Linked DNA regions of Mus musculus: regions 1, 2 and 4 are each linked to region 3. A link is a loop called in an ENCODE intact Hi-C map of the cell type or tissue named here. Cell type or tissue: heart. All regions are shown on one strand.

Region 1 (2,500 bases), 88 kb before region 3:
GAAGCCCGAGTGGTGGCACTGGCCTGTAATTTCAGTACCTGGGAAGTAGAGGCAGGAGAATTATTGCCAGTTTAAAGCCAGCTTGGTCCAAATTCTAGGCCAGCCAGGCCTATAGTGAGACCCTGTCTCAAAATACCAAGGGTTTTTGGGTGTAGCTCCATGATAGAGCACTTGCCAGCATATAAAAGCCTCCAGTTCATTCCTTAGCACCTGAAAGGGTCTGAGGTGGTGACAACAGACCTTGCCAGTCAGGGCCAAGAAACTTGGATGTCATCCATTAGGCTGGTTCAGAAGGTTGTGTGTGTTCAAAAGGTCTTGCTGGAGGAGGAAAGAGCTTCCCTCCTGGATCTTTCTAGGGTGAATCTAGCACCCTCCCTCTTCACAGCATCCTGGAGACAAGCCATCCATTCTGCTCCTGTGTGCTGCATTGCCTCTCAAGCTCATCTGGTCCCAGATGCATACATGGTGCCTGAGTAAAGTGTTAGTTTGGGATGTTTATAAAATATGTCCTAAGTGTAAGGTTGAGTGGGTGGATATGCAGAGGTGGTAGTGGAGAGCCAATGGTACTGTACCGCCAGGCAGAAGATAATGAGGACATGAACAAATTGAAGGGAGCAGTGAGAAAGAGATACAATTGGGGCGTGTTTGGAAGATTAAGAGTGGTGCTAGTTGCAGATGGCACTACAGAAGACTAGGGTAAGACATGTATTTCCAGGTTTGAAGGGAGTGGGACTTCCCTGGGAAAGACCAGGCATGCGCACCTAAAGCACAAGGGAATAACGAGATCTGAGTTAGAGATGCAGATTTAGAAGCCAGAGGTAGCCAGGCACGGTGATGCACCTTTATAATGTCATCCTCACAAGGCCGAGGCAGGAGTCCTATAAGGCGTTCAGAAAGAGCCTGGGCTACAAGGCCTTCAAAAGAAAAAGAGGGGAGCACAAGTGGACACAGCATGTAGCTGGAAGTAGTTGAAGCCTTGCACATAAATGAGATTAAGGAAGGAGGCTGGTATCCCTGGACAACAGCTGTGTGTTCTGTGGCATTCTCCTGGGCTCTTCGAAGCCAACCCCACTCGGGCACTCCAGAGCTACAATTCCAGGATCTTAAGACATGCCCCACACCCTGCACTTGGACTGGCAAAGTAGCTGTGTTGGGGCTCCCTCCTGGGCCATGGTCCTCTGCTACCATCTACTGATGAGATTCTGACTGCTTCTTCTGTTGCTTCATCTTTAAATTCTAGCTCCTTGCCACCCTACAATAGTACTGTGGGGAGGGGGAGTATACATGAGAGACCCTCCTGGCACTGCACCCTGAAATTCAGACTTCTTTCTTACTTGTAATGTCTTAGGTGCAGTACTAATTTTTTTTTCCTTATCTGTACCATCTGTGAACCCTGGGGCTCTGCCCCGACTTATAGACCCTCCAGCCTCAGCCTAATGGAGCCTGTACCTTATTCTGCCACTAGATGGAAGCAAATAAGACCACAGAAGGCCCTCAGGACACTCAGGATGCAAAGGAACAGCCTTCTTTAGAGGACACCAACGCTGAAGACTTGTACGAGGCCACTACCCATGAAACTCCCTTACAGCCCTCCAGCTCACAGAAACATTTCCAGCCTCCAGAAATCCATCTTGAAACACCTGCCTCCCTGAATCCCGACACCAAGGGCGCTGAGGGCCTCCAGGATTCTTCTGTCTCTGGAACTCCTCCTGTAAAGTCCAGTTCTTCTGGGCTTCTTTCCCTACCACCCCAACTGTCTCCTCAATCTGTGACCTCTCTAGAAAAAGCCATCGCTGAGATTCCTTTGGAGGAGTTTGGCTATGACAGTCCTATCTCTAAAGTCAAAGAAGAACCTCTTCAGCTCTCACCAACAGCCAATATCCCAGAGTATGGGAGTCCCATCTCTGAAGTCCAAAAGGAATCTCTTGAGGTCTCACCAACAGCCAATATCCCAGAGTATGGGAGTCCCATCTCTGAAGTCCAAAAAGAACCTCTTGAGGTCTCGTCAACAGCCAATATCCCCAAGTATGAGAGTCCCGTCTCCGAAGTCCAAAAAGAACCTCTTGAGGTCTCACCAACAGCCAGTATCCCTGAGTCGTCCCATGAGCTTACCTCTGATAAAGTCCCACAGACCCAGGTCCCTGAATCTGAGCACTTTCCAAAGCACTCCTTTTCAGAATCACCAACCCAGGCCAAGGAGGACGAATCTACAAAGGAGGGGGAAGCAGGGGAAGATGAGCTGGCAGTGGGTACTAGTAAGATCCCTGCAGCCAAGCCTGGGCTTCGTGCAAAGAAGAAGAAGGAGAAAAGAGCTGGTGGTAACTGTCCCTACCTTTCCCCTGTCCCTGTGGCTTTTGCACTACCCTTGATTTACCCAGAAGTGGGGGACTGGGTTACTCTTTTGCATGTGAGTCCTCTTAGTCTTAAGGCCTTTTCTCTCCCCTCTGGTTACTCAGCCCCTCCCTTCCCAGGTGTTACAAGCCGCCCAGTGGTCCCTGCT
Region 2 (2,500 bases), 51 kb before region 3:
ATCGGGCCGGGAGAGCAAAGAGCTGCGAGAAGCCAGAGCCCCGGGCTGAGGTGGGAGGGCGCCCGCCGCGGAAGGACTGGGACATGGGCAGGCAGGGAGCGAAGCGAGGCCTGGGCCAGAGGGGAGGGAAAGGCAGGGGTGACTCTCCCAGTGACGGCTTCTCCCGAAGCTCCTGCCTGGACTAACGGGCCCGGGCGCTGGTCCCATCCGGAGCTGCGGCGGCCCCGCCCGTGTCCCCCGCTCCTCTCCGCTCCGCTTCTCCCGGGCCCGGCGGCCTGCGCTGCCCGCCGCTGCCTCCCGCCCCCCGCCTGGGCCCCCGCGCGCGCCGCTCGCTCGTCCAGGTCAGGTCGCCTCGGCCCGGCGCGTCTCCGCTCGCTGCGCCCGCGGCGGCGGCCGAGTGTGACTTCCCCGGCAGGCCGCCCGACCCCGCCCCTCCCCCTCCCCTCCCCGCCCGGCCCCACCCTCCGGCTGCTGCTGCCACCCCCACCCCTGCCTGGCGCCCAGGGACCTCCCAGTCCCCAAACCACCCGGTGAGCGCCCCAGGGGCTCAGCACCCCGGGCCTCTAGGCCAGCGAGGTTCATGGGCGTCCCCATACTGTAAGGGCCTTCCTCTGCTTCCCCCAAGCCCCTTGTGCACAGGACTGCTCCCATCTCACTCATGCCTGCCTTCTTCCCTTGACACCCCACTTTTCTTAGAGTCCATTCACTCAATCAGATTTCCGCAGATGCTCCAGTCTCCAGGAAACTGTCAGAAATCCCCAATCACTGGGTATCCATTTATTCCTGGGTAGGGAAAACTCTACCCATCTCCTCAACGCCAGAGTGCTTTTCCTCAGGCAGGAGGAAGTCAGACCCTCATGGCACCAAAGGACTCCATTCTTCTCGGATCTTTATGGAGTCCACGAGTCCTCCTCTTCCTGGGGACTCAACTCTCCACTCTGTTTCTGTCTCCACGGTCGTTCTGCTCTTATGCCTATTGGATCCATCAGCCATCTGTTCCCAGGGCCTTGTCCTTTTGTCTTCCTGAGCCACACTTGGTGGGAGCTTATGGACTGACTAAGCCTAACAGGCCTCAGCAATTAAAGTTCATTGTACCCCCACCTAGGGATCCACCTCACTCCTAAAATTCCAGGCTAGAAAGTTCATCCAGGTACCCCTTATCTGGAGTGCTGACCCCATCTGGAAGAACAGCTTGTGAGAGATGACATCATTGCAAAGGGAACAGCTATGGCACCTTGGGGAGTTCTCAAATTATCAAAAAGGACATGCACATAAACACATTCTCCTCCATGCCGACAGCCAGTTTCTCTCCCACTTGAAGCCACTTCTCCAGAAATCACAGTGCCAAGAAGCCAAAGGCTCCCCAGCAGAGACTGAGAGCTTGCAGGCTGAGGACAATCTTTCTCTGAGATGAAGGCGACCCCTAGTGGCTTGAGGAGAAATTAAGGACCGAGTCTTTTTATTCAGAGCCATGAGTTCTGGCTGCTGTAGGCTGGAACACGAAAGAAGCTAATTGTTTCAGCTCTTGCCTTAGAGGGGCACACAGCTAAAAACCCTGGTCCCTGGAGTGAACACAGAGGTCATAAGAAAGCCACATTGACAAGTGGCCCTGCTGGATGCTCTATCCAAATAGAAGCTTATGGGTACCCCTCCCCCCTTTAAAGAACACCGAGGGAAATGAATTCTTGCTCCAGGCTGTCAATCCTGTTGGTGAAAAGGAATTATGCTCTGTCTGGGCAATAAAAGGAAGAGCAGTCACAAAGGGGATGGACAATATGAAAAAGACACGACTCTCAGGCCTGTCATCTTGGGACTGGGAGACTGAGGTAGAACGACCGTGAATTTGAGTAGCCTGGGCTACATAGTGAGTTCAGAGACTGCCTGAGCTAAATAGCAAATGTCTCAAAAAAAATGGTTCCTCTCTTATTTATAAATATTTACTTATTTATGTATATTATATATTATTCTATTTATTTATATTTACTTATTTATGTATATTATTTTATTTATTTATTTATTCGTTTGTTTATAGTTACTTGTTTAGAAACAGGTACTGGGGGCATGGCTCATGCTGCTCTCCCACTCCCAGTGCTCCTCGCCTCAGTCTCCAGGATGCGGCAGGCACTCACCACATGCTGTTCTCCAGCTCCACACCAGTCAACCAAATCACTGTTCTCGCGAGAAGAGCAGAGCAGGGCAAAAATAACATAACATTGCCAACTCACAGAGCGCAGAGGTAGAATGGTTCCAGTCCACCTGCCCAGAAATAATCGAAATCGAAAGCAGCCGCCAAGAGACAGGTCACACAGTCGCGATCCCCACCCCCCAGCCCCCACCCCCGACCCTCTAATCCGAAATGGCTTTTCAGTGGTGGAACAGAAACTGGAAACCGGGTTCCCTGATTCCTAAGGTGAGGAGCCTCTTGGTAGAAATTCTGCTGATTCATGGACTCACAGTGTCTCGGCCACCAAGGCCCAGCCAAGTCTTTCAGGGACGCCTG
Region 3 (2,500 bases):
AGAAGCAGCCAGAGTCCTCCCTCCAGGAGACTTAGAAAGCAATCTGGGGTTGGGAGACAATCACTCACATGATTTGGACTCTCCAGGGTCTAGCCTCAGGTCACAAAACAGAATTTTGGGTGGAGTAGAAAGGATACACTGGCCCCTCTCACCTATGAAAAGTCAAAAAGACTTCAATGGACTCCATTGTCCATTGCCAACCAGGGTCACACAGCAAGTGGAGGCAGGGGAAGCCGCCAATTCTTTCTGTTGTAATAAGGTAAGTCTTATAGTCCCAAATCAAGCTACCTTCCCTTCCACCACTGATGTGTTGGTGACCATGTCATACAAGAACAACTTAACTTTACCCTGGGGTGACAATAACTTCCCCTCCCTCCATGACAAACACACACTCTCTCTCTCTCTCTCTCTCTCTCTCTCTAACCTCGGTGTGGCAGAAAGACAGTCTGGCTGTCAGGCTGGACGTCCGGCTGACTAGAGTCAGGGGGTGGCAGTGCTACTCGACTCTCGCTGGCATGGAACTGGCAGTGGATCTGGGCACTGGCCCAGGCCAGAGCCTCACTGTGGAAAAGGGAAACGAAGGTATGGGAACCTAGTTCTTGACTTCACCAATACTTTCTCTAGAAAACTGTCTGACCAAGATCACCAAGGTTAGATGACTATCTTAGTGACCAGGGAATCCAGAACCCCTGAAATAAAACCATTACACAACAACATCAAGTACATTGAACTCAAAAAGGAGTGATACCGGGAGGAGGAGCAAAGGAGAGTAAGGGGTCCTGCCATCCACATATTTGTTTAAAAGCCCTTCATTACAATGAGCAAGAAGGTGGTGATTGATGCTAGTGTAGTTACTGAACAACCAAAGCTCTAATTAGAACGAGCGATACCAGGCTTCCTCCCGGAAGGGCCACCACCTCCAATACCAGCATCCCCACCTGGATGCAGAAGTGGCGGTCGGGGGAAGGGGATTAGTGACAGTCACCACACATTCCAGAGCCTCCCCCGCCAGAAACACAGGACCTCTGCTCAGCTCAGCTACCACTTCGATCATGGCAGCTCCGGAACCAAATCTAGAAGGAAACAGAGTGCCAGAAGTCAGTACGGGGAAATGAAGGAAGGAGTGTTTAAGACCTAGGCTTAAGTCTAGACCTGAGTCCGAGGGGGGCAAGAAGTGGGTTGTTTTTTTTTTTTTTTTCAAGTTTCAGTGAGGGTGGGAAGCACTGGGGTTTAAGGAGCTGGTGGGGTGGCGGAAACTGACTCCGAACTGCCTGCGGGAGGGCGTCGCTTTAGCTCCAGACCTCCTTGCGCCCAGGGTTAGGCCCCTTGCGCCGCCTCCCAGGCCTGCCTCTGTCCCCGCTTCCCTCGAGGCTCCACGTCCTAGCCCAGGACATCGCCGCGCGTCTCCAAACTCAGATTCTTACGCATGGAGGTCCTCACCTACCCGCCCCTGCGAGACCGGCTCGGAGCTCGGTGGCATCCGCGGAGTCTGTCGCGCGGCAGAGGCGGGACTTCCTTTGTCACATTTCAGGGTTGAGGCGCCCCTTCCGGTCCGACTTGCGGGGTGCTTCCGGCCGGAAAGGGATCCGGTGGTCCCGGGTCTGCGGGTCACCTTCCCAGCGGTGGCACCTGAGCGTGGGCGCGGGGGATCCTGGCTGCAGGGACCCGGTACCCAGCCCTGGAGCCGCTGGAGCCGCAGCCCGGGGCGGGGCCGAAGGTCGCCGGGAGCTCCTGGGCGGGTCCCAGAGGCGGTGCTTTGCGGGCAGGTACCGCGGCACCGCCCCCGTCCGTGGAGCTGGTCGGCCCTCGGCCGGGCGTGCTAATCACCGCGGCCCAATGACAACAAGGCCCAACCCTTCCCGCCTAGGATCTAGAGACGCGACCCAGGGAGAGGCCGTGGCGACTTTGTTGCTGTAGCCGCTGCTGCAGCAGCAGGAGCTCTCTGACTTTACCCAGATACCAACGTCCCACGGCTTTCCCCAGCATCGGGCCCTCCCGGACTGCACCTAACTGCAACTGGCATCAGCGTTTTGAAACGTCAGAAACCTGTCAGAGGGAACCGAGGCCACCGGGGTCGTGAGGACCCAGGATCCAGTGAACATGGTAACCTGCGTCCCGGCCTCAGAGCAGGTCGGCTGTGCCGAAAGAGATTCCCAAGTTTATTGTGAAGATACTGGCGGCACTGAGGCTGTGCGGGTTACAGACTGCGGGAGCCCCGAGGATAGTGGACCCCAGGATGAACCAAGCTACTGCAATTCAGAGGACTCTGGGCAGCTGATGGCCTCCTACGAGGGTAAAGCTAGGGGCTACCAGGTGCCTCCTTTTGGCTGGCGGATCTGCTTGGCTCACGAGTTTGCAGAGAAGAGGAGACCTTTTCAAGCTAACAACATCTCTCTCAGTAATTTGGTAAAGCACCTCGGTATGGGCTTGAGGTGAGTGGATTCCGTTGCCTAGAACGCCGTGGTTCCTATGATCCCATTCAGGCTCCCTGCCTAGGTTG
Region 4 (2,500 bases), 78 kb before region 3:
TCCAGAGTGTCTCGGCATTGGTGGTATGTGCTGTGATAATCATATAAAACTAATTCTGTTAATAGAGTTACTGTGATCAGGTCACTGGGGACACAGTGTGTGGCCATTGCAGTGTATAAACTACCGTAATCTGAAAAACATAACAAGGAGCATGACATTTATTACTACCATAAAAAGCTGCAGAACAGCAAAACACCAAATACTCAACTGTTGAGCATTTATATATCAGGACATGTGCAAACACATAACAGCCTCTAAAGATATAATAGTAACTTACCTTATTGTGCCAGACCAGAACTCTCCAGGTGGTGAGTATTTAGAGGGGTGGGAGTGAGGGGATACTAGTGTTTTTTTGAGACAGAGTCTTGCTGTGTAGACCACACTGGCCTGGAAATCATGAGTGATCCTCCTGCCTCTGCTGCTCAAGGGAAATACTGTGTTTCTTATTTCAAAACATGAAGCAGAACTGGCGAGATGGTTCAGTGCTTGCTATACTTGTAGAGGACTTAAACTTGGTTCACATCAGGAGGCTCACACTATGTGTATGTAACTCCAGCTTTAAGGAGGCATCTTTGGCACCCTCTTCTGGCCTCTACAGACACCCACATGGGCTTGCACATACACCCACATGTAAACAAATAAATCTTTAAGGGCTGGAGAGATGGCTAAGCAGCTAAGGACATATACTGAACTTGGAGAGCACTGGAATTCAGCTACCAGCACATACATCAGGTGGCTCTCAACAGCCTGTAACTCCAGCGCCAGGACATCCTACGCCTTATAGCATCCATATGCACATAACCCACAGGCGTATACACACACACACACACACAATTTTTGTATTTAAAAAAAGTGTATACAATCAGACCTGCCTCACTGAAAATGCTGGGCACAGAGGTAACGATACCACCCACCATTTATGAAGTGGAGAAAAGAATAACGCATAGTATAACATACATCCTCACTCGTTTAAGGAAAAAAAAATGCCCTGAAAACTGATGTAAGTGGGAGCAAGAACAGGAAGAAATTGATCTCGATTTTAAAAAGATATTTTCATACGATATGTTTTAAATCTTTGCAGTGGTCCAAAGGCTGAAATTGTTAAGAAAAGACTGGGTGCCTACCCTACAGATTTTAAAAAAAAAAAAAAAAAAAAAAAAGGTCCCAATTCACCTTGAGTCCCGCCCATGTTCTTCGGGAGCCAATAAACACCGAATGTCCTCAGAACCCCGCCCTCCTGACCAATGCGGAGATGGGTCTGCGCTACTTTTAGCCTTTTGTACAGCAGGTGGCGAGGCCCCGCCCTCTTCACCCCCCTTACCCCTCAAGAGGGGCCAGAGCTAAAAGGGACAGGCCGAGAACGAGCGCTTGGTCAAGGTGGCGAACCTGAGTCCATTAGGAGAATATCCCACCCCCAGGTTTAGTCCTTCCAATGGAATGGGAATGTATCTCAGAGTGAAACTGCGTAGGGACCCAATGGAAAAAGAGTTTTCACGCTACCAAACAAAAATTGGCCCTGCGTTCGCAGAGGCAGCCAATGAGATGTACGACGGGACCCGCCCCCCAGCAGGCCACGGCCAATGGGGCTGCGCCTGCAGGCGACACTCTCAGGAAGATGGCTGCTGCTGTGCTGCTGGCCGTGGGCTTGCGCGCTGCGCGCAGAACCCTGGCTGCCGCGGGGGCCCGGGGGGCGCAGGTGAGAAGCAGCCAGAGGGACGAGGGGTCTTGCAGGCACTGGCGCGTTCCGGGCCCGGCACGCGCAGCACTCATCCCCGCGGAGCCACTGCCTCGACCAAGGGTCAAATTCCGGGACTCTGCGGGCGGGCAGGTCTGACTCCAGTCCCGGAGAGAAGCGATCTGCCTGCGACCGCTTCTGGGAACAGCCGGGGGGCGTCTCGGTTGAGATGGAGCGTGTGCTGCTGTCCGGGAGCCAGCTCTCGGCTTACCTCAACCGTGCCCCTTGCAAGAAGTGAGTGCTCCCTTCTGGGAGCTAGCCGGCTGTCTTCCTCGGACCTCTGACCCTATAATGTGCACCAGTTTTGCTCCTTCATCTTTCACACACCACCACACGCAGCAGCGATTTCATTGACCCCACTGTTTTGCTTCAGTGTCACACACTGGCTCCAGCCCTCTCTGAACCGGTGGGAAACTGGGATATCCCTACCTATTATCCCCTCAGGTACAGCCTAGTTCACTTAGCTGAACTCTTCCGTAACTCCGCTGATTCACATGACTGGAACCGAAAGTCCAGTGTAGAAGCCAAGCATGGTGGCGCATTCCTATAATCCCAGCAATGTGGGAGACTGTGGCAGCAGAATTACCAGGACTGCGCCAGCTTGGCCTGCATAGAAACACTAACAGGAAAGCTGCACAATAAGATTTGACACCCAAATGAGAAATCAGCCAGTGTCAGGACAAATACATTAAATCAAGTAACAAGGCTTAAAGATCAGAAAACGTGTAGTAGAAATACGTTAAAAACAGTAAAGAGTTTCATTCA

The links. Peaks named below come from ENCODE experiments on the same cell type or tissue, not always from the same donor. Only the 100,000 strongest peaks of a DNase experiment are listed, where the experiment ranks them.
Region 1: a loop joins it to region 3, with 1.9 times the contacts of the local background. A loop is called at or near these places in 9 of 42 quality-filtered maps.
Region 2: a loop joins it to region 3, with 1.9 times the contacts of the local background. A loop is called at or near these places in 3 of 42 quality-filtered maps.
Region 4: a loop joins it to region 3, with 1.9 times the contacts of the local background. A loop is called at or near these places in 9 of 42 quality-filtered maps.

The regions. Positions count from the first base shown.
Region 1 is chr4:43,665,575-43,668,074 of GRCm38, reverse strand. Fam221b (family with sequence similarity 221, member B) reads left to right here. Exons shown (of 7, transcript NM_175517.3): 2 at 1,466-2,318; 3 at 2,472-2,500. The coding sequence starts at 1,466. Among named protein-coding and RNA genes, the nearest start is that of Fam221b, 2.0 kb to the left of the region's middle. In heart, a CTCF peak has its summit at 1,456 (motif pointing right); no DNase peak of the experiment used is centred here; H3K27me3 peaks cover 2,152 bases.
Region 2 is chr4:43,629,276-43,631,775 of GRCm38, reverse strand. It overlaps a transcript of Npr2 not described here. Among named protein-coding and RNA genes, the nearest start is that of Npr2, 1.4 kb to the left of the region's middle. In heart, a CTCF peak has its summit at 1,418 (motif pointing left); DNase peaks (open chromatin) are centred at 235 and 1,355; H3K4me3 peaks cover 1,931 bases; H3K27ac peaks cover 1,094 bases.
Region 3 is chr4:43,577,948-43,580,447 of GRCm38, reverse strand. It overlaps Gba2 (glucosidase beta 2), which reads left to right and starts at 1,584. Exons shown (of 17, transcript NM_172692.3): 1 at 1,584-2,432. The coding sequence starts at 2,101. Rgp1 (RAB6A GEF compex partner 1) reads right to left here and starts at 1,713. Exons shown (of 9, transcript NM_172866.3): 1 at 1,445-1,713; 2 at 939-1,073; 3 at 425-561; 4 at 69-152. The coding sequence starts at 1,054. In heart, a CTCF peak has its summit at 1,555; a DNase peak (open chromatin) is centred at 1,807; H3K4me3 peaks cover 2,188 bases; H3K27ac peaks cover 1,781 bases.
Region 4 is chr4:43,655,555-43,658,054 of GRCm38, reverse strand. Hint2 (histidine triad nucleotide binding protein 2) reads left to right here and starts at 1,610. Exons shown (of 5, transcript NM_026871.1): 1 at 1,610-1,696. The coding sequence starts at 1,616. It also overlaps the pseudogene Gm4748. In heart, CTCF peaks have their summits at 589 (motif pointing left) and 1,303 (motif pointing right); DNase peaks (open chromatin) are centred at 1,404 and 2,197; H3K4me3 peaks cover 1,981 bases; H3K27ac peaks cover 1,324 bases.